2 separate regions of the Homo sapiens genome follow, and region 1 is linked to region 2. The links are chromatin contacts, found by Hi-C or POLR2A ChIA-PET in ENCODE. All regions are on one chromosome and are shown on one strand. The core of a region is the stretch at or near the end of the contact, and the rest is flanking DNA. Distances in the headings are between cores, read along the strand shown. Region 1 holds the start of LAP3 (leucine aminopeptidase 3). Region 2 has its middle 16 kb from the start of SNORA75B.

Region 1 (5,113 bases), core at 2,614-5,113, 240 kb after region 2:
CTTTGACATAAAGATTTTTTTGAGCTAAAGGCACTTAAAATACAGCAGATGCAAGAAGGGTACTCTGGCCTCTCTTTACTTCCTGAAAGCAGGAGATCAGCTCTCATGTGAATGCTGCCCTCCCTGCACCAGAAAGAAAGGAACATTATCACCAAAGAGGGAGAGTCAAGGCCGAGAGAAATCTGTACAAACAACTCTTGTTAGACTAACCTTTATTTCCTTTAGTTTTCCCATATAAATATACTTTTTCAAAATTACTATTTTTGTTCAACCTAGTATATGAGCACTTAGGCCTAACCATTTTGGGGGGTCTCGATTTTCCTGTAAGGGCTTCCAAGTACGTGCAAAACTATTAAATAAAATTTATATGTGTGTGTGTGTGTGTGTGTGTGTGTGTATATATATATATATATATGATTATTATTATTTTTTGAGACAGGGTCTCATTCTGTTACCCAGGCTGGAGTGCACTGGCACAATCATGCCTCACTGAAGCCTCAATCTCCCAGGTTCAAGTGATCCTCCTACCTCAGTCTCCCGAGCAGCTGGCACTACAAGCATGCACCACCACATATGGCTGTTTTTTTTGTATTTTTTGTACAGACAGGGTTTTGCCATGTTGCCCAGGCTGGTCTCGAACTCCTGGGCTCAAGCGATCCACCTGCCTTGGCCTCCCAAAGAGCTGGGATTACAGGTGTGAGCCACTGTGCCCAGCCAATTAATATGTTTTTCTCGTTAATCTGTCTTATGTCAACTTAATTCTCAGGCCCAGCTGGAGACCCTAAGATGGTAGAGGTTAAGTTTTGCCCCCTCTACAATAATAAAATCCTTGAAGACAGGGACACTGTTTTAGATTCTTTTTTATCCCATGATTTCTAACAGAAAAACATCTTAAGCACCTTGTAAACTTAGGGTTTGAAGGATGACTAAATCTTTCATCCCAAAGTGATCCACAATCCTGATTATTTGTAGACTGTGAAATGTACTTTTCTTTTGTACCATTAGGCATGTGAAAATGTAAATGGTGTGGTCCTTGAAGCAAAGAGAAAAGTAAATGATACACCAGAGTCTCAGGCTGGACCCGCAAGTCAATAAAACAGGTAATAAATTCAGCTGAGCAGATACAGACAAGGGTAACCTACAGCTCTGAGGCTTGGATGCCTCTGAAGCTCAGAGACCCTCTACTCACATACCAAGGAGGGGACAGGTTTTCGCATTCCATTTTTTAGTTTCAGAAACTGCGGCCTGATCTATCACGTTGGAAGGAGGGAAGAGCTGTAAAGTGAATGTAAAGATTTCGCTGTCTTTGGAGCAAATATAGATAAAATTTGGTGAGTTTATTGAGTTTATGATGCAACTCCATTTTAACTATCTAGAGAAGGTGGAAGCCAGAGTGGACCTACCAGTCCAACCCACTCAGCCTTCAAGAGAGGAAGATCAAATCTCTCCTCTGGAGTGTCTAGCTCTTGGAGAGTGAAATAGACATTCTTTCTTTCCTGCAACTGAGCTCAAGGTGAAGACTTTGCTCACTGCAGCTGGTGTAAGCCTCCCCACACCCCTGCACCTCAGCTAAAATTGCAATCAGATCAACAGTGGTGTAATTTTTTTAAAAAGAGATGGGGTCTTGCTCTGTGACCTAAGCTGGAGTGTAGTAGTACAATTATGGCTCACTGCAGACTCAACCTCCCAGGCTCAAGCAAACCTCCTACCTCAGTCTCCCCATTAGCGGGACTACAGGCACACATCTGGCTAATTTTTTAACTTTTTGTAGAGATGGGTATCTCACTACCTTGCCCAGGGTGGTCTTGAACTCCTGGGCTGAGTCGATCCTCCCACCTCGGCCTCCCAAAGTCCTGGGATTATAAGCATGAGTCACTGCACCCAGCTGGCTGGTGTCATTATTAAGAACAATTTTTGTATCCCTCCTCGTGCTTACCCATATTCTCCGAGTTGCATTCAGCTGTGTACTTTTTTACAATGAGAAATTTAAAACCAGCCGGGCGCGGTGGTTCACGCCCGTAATCCCAGCAATTTGGGAGGCCAGGGCGGGTGGATCACTTGAGGTCAGTACTTCAAGACCCACCTGGCCAACATGGTGAAACTCCATCTCTACTGAAAATACAAAAATTAGCCAGGCGTGTTGGCGGGCGCCTGTAATCCCAACTACTTGGGAGGCTGAGGCAGGAGAATCGCTGGAACCCAGGGGTGGAGGTTGCAATAAGCTGAGATCACACCAGTGCACTCCAGCCTGGGTGACAGAGCAAGACTCCGTTAAAAAAAAAAAAGTAAAAAATAAGGAATTAAAAAAAACAAAACGCTTTACAGAAAATAAAAATATATAAAAATATTGAGCACTACTTGAAAACTTTCTATTGAAACCATCCCCACTGTGTTGACAAAAATTTCATGCCAAGTTCTAGGCAGAAATATAGTTATAATTAAGCATTAATCAGGCTGTACTTTGGCCCACTTCCTTGTTGCTAAAAGTCACCTAGCACTACATACTGACCATTTGCATTCCCATTGTTCCTATAGACAGGATCTCTGACATTAGAATCATAAGCTTTCTGTTTAAGGATCGCTTAAGATATTTTTCAGACCTTGAATTCCAGCTACCAGTTTGAAGATCCCCAGAGAGGAATGGGGTCAGCTTAAGAATACAGGTTCTTCAACGCCCTGTCCCATGACTTCACCCTGCACTCTTCAATCAACGATCTCCACACTATAGCCCTCTCCAAAACCCTTAAAAACCTTGACCCCAAATTCCTCAGGGAGATGGATTTGAGGTTTCCTCCCATCTCCTCCTTTGGCGACTCCACGATTACACCTCTTTCTCTGCTGCAACCCTGGTGTCTGGGCGTATTGACTTGCTATGTGCACGAGTCAACGAACCTAATAGTGTTACATCATTTTCAAAAACAGTATTTACACCGTTGCACCTGTGGAACAGATGAAAGGACACGAATAAAAATAACTCAGGCCAGGTGCGGTGGCTCACGCCTGTAATCCCAGCACTTAGCGAGGCCGAGGCAAGTGGATCACGAGGTCAGGACTTCGAGACCAGCCTGGACAACATGGTGAAACCTCGTCTCTACTAAAAATACAAAGAGTTGCCGGGCACGGTGGCTCACGCCTGTAAGTAATCCCAGCACTTTGGCAGGCTGAGGCGGGTGTATCACCAGAGGTCAGGAGTTCAAAGCCAGCCTGGCTAACATGGCCAAACACTGTCTCTACTAAAAATACAAAGATTAGCCAGGTGTGGTGGTGGGCGCCTGTAGTCCCAACTACTCGGGAGGCTGAGGCAGGAGAATCTGTTGAACCCGAAAGGCGGAGGTTGCAGTGAGCCGAGATTGCGCCACTGCACTCCAGCCAGGGCTACAAGAGCGAGACTCCGCCTCAAAAAAAAAATCCAAAAAAACAACAAAAAAACACAAAGATTAGCTGGGCGTGGTGGCGGGCGCCCCTAATCCCAGCTACTCGGGAGGACGAGGCAGGAGAATCGTTTCAACTAAGCAGCGGGAGGTTGCAGTGAGCCGAGATCGCTCCATTGCACTCCAACCTGGGTGACAGAGCGAGACTCCGACTCAAAAAAACCAAACAAACAAACGAAAACTCAGTGGGAGTGTCTTCACTATGCAGTCGTCTATTCAGCAACCTTGACAACAAGCTCTGGCACTCAGTTTCTATTTCCCGGGAGTTGCCCAGCGCTCCGCCCACGCCCGCTTGCAGAACTCGCCCCGCCTCCGCCCCACCCATCGTGTGACGTCACCATATCGGTCCCGCCCCTCTACTTCGCGTTGCTCCCGGGACTGTCAACCGCGTCCGGAAGCCCCGCCTTTTCGCCCCCGCCCGCATGCGCGGGCGCACACGAATGCGGGCGCACACGAATGCGGGCGCACACGAATGCGGGCGCACCCTTGAGTCCCCTCCACAACCGCGGTTTGATCCCAGCGGTCCAGTCGGCCGGTGCTGCCCATCCGTCCCGCCCCCTAGACGCACGTCCGCTCGCCCGGCGCCCGAGCCAGTCCGCGCGCACGCCGTCTGCGCCCCGAAAGCCCCGCCCCAAGGCGCGCCCGCCCACCGCTCTCCACGTGCTCGCTGGAGGGCGGTGCGAGGGGCCGAGCCGACAAGATGTTCTTGCTGCCTCTTCCGGCTGCGGGGCGAGTAGTCGTCCGACGTCTGGCCGTGAGACGTTTCGGGAGCCGGAGTCTCTCCACCGCAGACATGACGAAGGTGAGAGGCGGCGGCTCGCTCATGGTCCGCCGCTGGGGCCCTGCCCGTGGGCTACTGGGGCTGCGGGGCTGGTCGAAGCCGCGGTGTCCTGGGCGCCCAAGCCAAGTTGCAAAAATCAGTTTAAAAGAAAAATTCTCTCCTTGCGGGGATCGGCCTAGGCCGCTGAGGACCCCAGCGGTCGTATTGAGGGCGCGATTCCCCTGCTCGGGGCTAGGGGGTGATGGTTGTAGCCGCCCTTTACCCGGCTCCACTCGGCCGCGCACTTGCTCCAGTCGTCACCCGCGGTCCTGGCAGTAACCCGGGGAAAGACGCGGCGGTGGGGCTCCCATCCGAGCTTGGAGGAAGCCCGAGTTTGCCAAGGTGAAAGGGTTTCTGAGGTCCCAGAGTCACAGGGCTCCTTCCCCCGCGGAAGTGAAAGGTCAGGGAGTTAAGTAGCTTGGAAGGGTTTCTAGAGGAAAAGCATGCCTCTCTAGAGAAAAGGGCTTTGGGGAGAGACCCACGTTTCCCAGAATTAAGAGCATCTTCCAGAAGAAAAGTGAACTCCAAAAAATTACGAAGGTCGCTCTTCAGATGTGAAGGATCTGCAAAGGGAATGGCTCTCGGAACCAGCACAAGCTTGGGAGTCATGCCTAAGCACCAGAAAGAGATGACTGTCCCTGCAGAAGAACGTTCTAGGGGGAGCTTGAGCTCCAGTCTCCTGCAGGTATCTCAGTGGTGGAGGGACCAGTCGCCTGACCAGTGCTATCTCCAGTACTGTGCCACAGCCTACCCAGATAACAGTTGCTCAGTTGGCTCCATTGATTCCCGGGGAGTGAACAATCTTAGGGAAGTTAGAACCTGGCAGAGTTACCAATGCCAAGGAAGGCCGTTTTCTTTGGTG
Region 2 (5,298 bases), core at 1,310-3,809:
CCCATTTCCCTCCATCCTGCCTCAGACTCTGCTTTCCATTCAGACCCATGGCTCCGACCTGCACCGTGCTCTCTTCCCCTTGCCTCTGACTGCACCTGTGCATAGGCTGTATCTTCCATCTGGAAAGCCTCTCCCCACCTTTCACACCCTGTTCTGTTCTTTACTGCCAGCATCTCCTCCAGGAACACTTTCCAGCCCAGCCCAGCCTGACCCCAGGCTAAGATTGGTACCCTCCTGACTTGGGGTCTCATAGCAAATTTACTCATTTTTTCCTGCCCCTGGCCACACTACTGCCCAGTCCCACACTGGACTGTAGGGCCTGCCTGCCTCCCTGCCACTAGAGTATGAGCAACTTGTGGGCACATTCTGTGTCTTTTTCATCCTTTTCAGTTTTCTCCTTGCAGAGTCTAGAGCACAAGATGGATAAGTAGTACAGTATCTTATTCTTACTCCTGGCAATAGGGTTTGGTTCTGTGTCCCCAACCAAATCTCATGTTGAATTGTGATCCCAAGTACTGGAGGTGGGGCCTGGTGGGAGATGATTGGATCACAAGGGTGGTTTCTAGTGGTTTAGCACCATTCCCCTAGTGCTGTCTTGTGAGTAAGTTCTCATGAGATCTGGTTGTTTGAAAGTATGTAGCACCTCCCCATTCTCTCTCTCTTCCTCCCGCTCCAGCCATGTAGGATGTGCCGGCTTACCCTTTGCTTTCTGCCATGATTGTTAAGTTTCCTGAGGCCTACCTGGCCTTGCTTCTTGTACACCCTGTGTAACTGTGAGTCAATTAAACCTCTTTTCTTTATAAATTACCCAGTCTCAGATAGTTCTCTATAGCAATGTGAGAACAGACTAATACACTTGGTAACAGGGGTGAACAGGGGCCTCAAAAAGCTATGTCCAAGTCCTAAGCCTCCCCACCTCCACCCACCCCACCCCCATTCAGTATCTGTGAATGTGACCTTATTTGGAAATAGGATTTTGCAGGTGTAATTAAGGATCTCGGCATGTGATCATGCTGGATTTACAACAGGCTCTAAATTCAAGGATGGTGAGAGAAAGGAACAGGGACCTTTCAGACACACAGACACAGACAGACACACAGGGATAAAGCCTTGTGCAGACAGAGGCAGAGACTGGAGCGATCCGTCCACAAGCCAAGGATCACTAAGGATGGTCAGAGCCGCCGGAAGCTAAGAGAGAGGCAAGGACGGACTCTTCCCCGGAACCGCCTGGGGGACCACCCCTGCTGACTTCTTGCTTTCAGACTTCTGGTCCCCAGAATTGTAAGAGAATAAATTTCTCTTGTTTTCAGCCACCATGTTTGCGGTAATCAGTTACAGCAGCTCTAGGAAACAGAAATAAGGGGATCACTGTGAAGTGCAATATGAACACACATATGATGCCTATATACCTGAGTCAAAGTATTTTCTGTTTATGATTTGGTTTCCTTTTGGAAATCCCCTTAAATGTCTAAACTGCTTCACCACCACCCCTCAAGTAAGTGCCCCCTTCCCAGCCTCACCCCCAAGCGGGGTAAATCACCCAATGTGGTCTAGTCAGCATTCTACTGGCCTAAGCCAGCTCATGCTCTTGACTTGGCTGCCCTGTTTCTCCCACTTTCCCCTTATCTGTTACATCCCACTCCCCAGCGTGGAGTCCAGTTGGATTCCATGACTTTGTGTAGCCTCTGCATCTGTGACACCTGTTCGTTCACTCCCAGTCCTCTCGACCTGCAAGTTCCTCCTTTCTTCCACATCCAACCCCAGGAGCAGCTCTTGCAAGTTCCAGGATGCCCCCACCCCCAATCCTGATCTCACTGCCCTCCCAAGTAGGTCCTCTTAAGAGCCCAACTCCCAGCACAGAGCATCTGTGAGCATGTCATGAGTAAACACATTTTCCTGCACAATCAATACACTGATGATGGTGTTGTTAATTTCGAGCAGTAGTAATTAAAGAAGGAGGACCTTTTCTTGTCTATCTACAACACATTTTCAGGTTTGAAATCACACATGTTATCTTTAACAAACCCATTTCTCCTCAAGACATTTTCTTACTTACTTCATCAGACACTTGAGAGCTATCCGAATAAAAATGAAAATATGCTGGCCTCCAGGAATGGTATCTTTCCTGATACCTAATTAAAGCAAAAGTCAATATCTAGTCCCACCATAACTGATTTGCTAATTGTGCTGAGGTAGGTAATATTCTTACTCTTTAAGTCAACTACCACCCATCTCTACCCTGAAAAAAATTATTAGATTTTTTGCAGTGAAAGCAAACCAAATGAAGGCATTTCACATTCCTGGGACACTGCAGGTATTTTTATTATTAGGAATGTGTCTATGCAAAATAAGAGGCATGCCAATTAGCAACATGATTAGTTTTCTCCATGACGGGGGGAAAGGCACCATTGAGAACTCCATAGTTTATTGTTGTAATTTTGACACAACTCAGTAGTTTTCCAGAAGGTCAGAGGGCCTGAGGCAGATGGTGGGCTTCCTCTGATTCACCACAGTGACGTCCTTCCTGGCCAGGCCCCGAGCCCTGGTTCAGGCCATTTTTATCTTCCCTCCTGCGACTGCCAAAGCCTCACGCCCGGCCAGCCTGCCACTTCCCACAGCCTCTCCGTCCATCCGCCTAGAGATGCAGAGCCACCTCTCACATAGCTGATGATGTCACTGTCATGTTTAAAACTTTCCTCTCACCTTTGCCTTGGGGATAAAATCTGAACCCCGAGACCCATTCTCTCTGAGTCACATCCGCCTCACACGCTCTCTGGCAGCAAGAGACACCTGAACTCAAACCACATCAAAGTAATTTGTGTTTCCAGCTCATTTCACTCAGAGCCAATTTGCAGCATTTCATAAATGAAGGGGTTTTCTTGTTGTTCATTATGCCTATAGCCCTCTGTTTTATTTACTCTTGAACACTTCGGTCACTTTGCCTTTGCATTTTGTTATAATGTAACCTACTTGTTTAATTTGTTTTATTGTTTTTAAAATCCTGAAAAGACTAAACAATAATAAGCCCCTGAAAAGTGTGCAAAAACACACACACACAAAGGTGTACTGATGGTATTGTGGTTATGGGGTAGATTGTCCTTATTCATAGGAGACCTTTGCTGGAATTTTGGGCTGAGGTGTCATCATGTCTGCAGTTTACAAATGTTCAGCTAAAAGAAAAACTGAGTGTGAGAGAGTGAGACAATGTGGAAATTTTTCAAAATAAAAAGTTGGGGGGAATGGGGAAAGTGAATTGAATTTTAAGTAAATTCATCATTCAACAATTTGATCCTACATGAGCCAGCCTTTGGGAAGCAATGACTTTTAGCACCCTTGCCTCCTTATTCCACTCCCTCTGCCTGAATCCCTTGGTAAATCTAAGGCCCCAGTCCAAATACCTCCATGATCTTTCACTTGCTCTTTGCAGGCCAATCTAATCTCTCCCTCCTTTACAGTAATATTCTATCGTCCATACTCTTCATTCCTACAATGTTAATATTGCATTTTGGGTTGCTGTCAGCTTCCCGTGAGCAATTTGAGAGCTCCTAGTGCCTAGGATAGGGCCAGGCATACAAAACGTGTTCAAATATGTCATCCTAGAGGAAATCAGTGAGGAAATGAGTAAAACCATGCCATCTATTTTATACAGAATGACATATATTTTTTTGAAACACAGTCTTACTCTTTTGTCCAGGCTGGAGTGCAGTGGTGCGATCTTGGCTCACTGCAACCTCCACCTCCTGGGTTCAAGTGATTCTCGTGCCTCAGCCTCCCAACTAGCTGGGATTACAGGCGCATGCCACCATGCCTGGCTAATTTTTGTATTTTTAGCAGAGACAGCGTTTTGCCATGTTGGCCAGGTGGTCTCAAACTCCTGACCTCAGGTGATCCTCCTGCCTTGGCCTCCCAAAGTGCTGGAATTACAGGCGTGAGCTACCATGCCCAGCCTTCTTTTATCCACTAGGGTACTTGAGAAAATGAGGCAATATGAATTGAAACTGGGCCCACAAAAGCTCACACTTAGAGAGCCTGAGAATTCAGGGCTCTGCAAGTAAGAGAAATGGGGTGTAGCAACTAAATGAGTTTTTCCAGAGAACTATCCCAGAAAACAGAGACTGGGGAAATGGTCTTTCTTTGGTGGGGGGTGTACTGATGCTGCTAGCTGAGGAAAATGCCTGGCCGCCCCAGCCATGGGACCAGCCTCAGTCTTACTTGTCCAGATGTGCTGGTTTCAGCCTAATCCATCCCAGGCAATTCATTAAGCATCCCTTGAGGAGCTGGCTTCTAGTCTTTTCTTTTCTGTGGATCCACTAGATTTGCAGGGGCTCACGCAAAGTTTCATCCACAGGTTACGGCAGATCCATGACAAAGAACAGAGCTTTTGTGGCCAAGAATGTTTGCAGCCCTGAAATGCAAGAAGGTGTGACAATCTGGTGAAGCCCAAGGGAGGGCATTTTATAGCCATCTCACCTTGGACCGTCCACTCAACTACTTTGTTTCACGCCATCTTTACACCTATTGCACCTATTATGCCCTTTAATGACATCCTTTCTTGGTTGTTGAACCTCAACACATCATAATTCAGAACACTTTCAATCCTAAATTGGCCTTTACAAAGCATTTCTAAATTCCAGAGTATCTTTTTTTATTATACAGCATATTAATGTGTATATCATCTCCCATCTCTTCAGAATTATTATCTGACTCCAAACTCTTACACTATTTTTTTAAATGCAAGGGTTTTTGGAACTGGGTCATCATCTAGATTCCTACTAAGCCTTTCTTTTTTTATTTTTTAATTTTATTTTAAGTTCCAGGATACATGTGTAGGACGTGCAGGTTTGTAACAGATAAACGTGTGTCATGGTGGTTTGCGGCACCTATCAACCCATCACCTTAGGTTATATTAAGCCCCGCATGCATTAGCTATTTATTCTGATGCTCTCCCTTCCCCCACTCCCCACACCTGACAGGCCCCAGTGTGTGTTGTTCCCCTCCCTGTGTCCATGTGCTCTCATTGTTCAGCTCCTACTTATAAGTGAGAACATGCAGTGTTTGGTTTTCTGTACCTGCATTAGACTAAACCCTTCTTCTTGCTACCTCCACCCAGTACCTTGAAGGATGGCATGGAGGAATGGAAAGACCAGAGACTATGTGACCTTTCTAAATACCCAGCATCTCTCTAAACTTGAGATCCTTCAGCTCTAATTAAATAACAGCAATTGTGCCAAACTCAGAAGACTGCCTTAAGTAGTAAACAATGTAATAAATACAGTATCTACTGCATGTAGCAATAGA

The links. A loop is a pair of places that touch in the nucleus more often than their neighbours do. ChIA-PET counts read pairs that join two places held with the same protein, here RNA polymerase II (POLR2A). Pooled maps may share reads with other maps.
Region 1: a map of naive thymus-derived CD4-positive, alpha-beta T cell shows a loop between it and region 2 (13-fold over the local background). The contact joins the promoter of LAP3 here to the enhancer-like site in region 2. A Hi-C loop is called at or near these places in 5 of 168 maps with a recorded cell type or tissue (CD4-positive, alpha-beta memory T cell, CD8-positive, alpha-beta T cell, GM12878 and 1 more) and 13 of 50 pooled maps. POLR2A ChIA-PET finds 5 or more read pairs at or near these places in 2 of 52 experiments (GM12878 and activated CD4-positive, alpha-beta T cell).

The regions. Positions count from the first base shown.
Region 1 is chr4:17,573,335-17,578,447 of GRCh38, forward strand. LAP3 (leucine aminopeptidase 3) reads left to right here and starts at 3,864. Exons shown (of 13, transcript NM_015907.3): 1 at 3,864-4,233. The coding sequence starts at 4,132. RefSeq lists enhancers at 3,512-3,871, 4,212-4,411 and a silencer at 3,932-4,141.
Region 2 is chr4:17,334,077-17,339,374 of GRCh38, forward strand. No RefSeq gene overlaps it. Among named protein-coding and RNA genes, the nearest start is that of SNORA75B, 16 kb to the left of the region's middle. Within about 2 kb of position 2,560, at least 6 of the 41 ENCODE cell types and tissues checked have a DNase peak (open chromatin) inside an H3K27ac peak, as active enhancers do.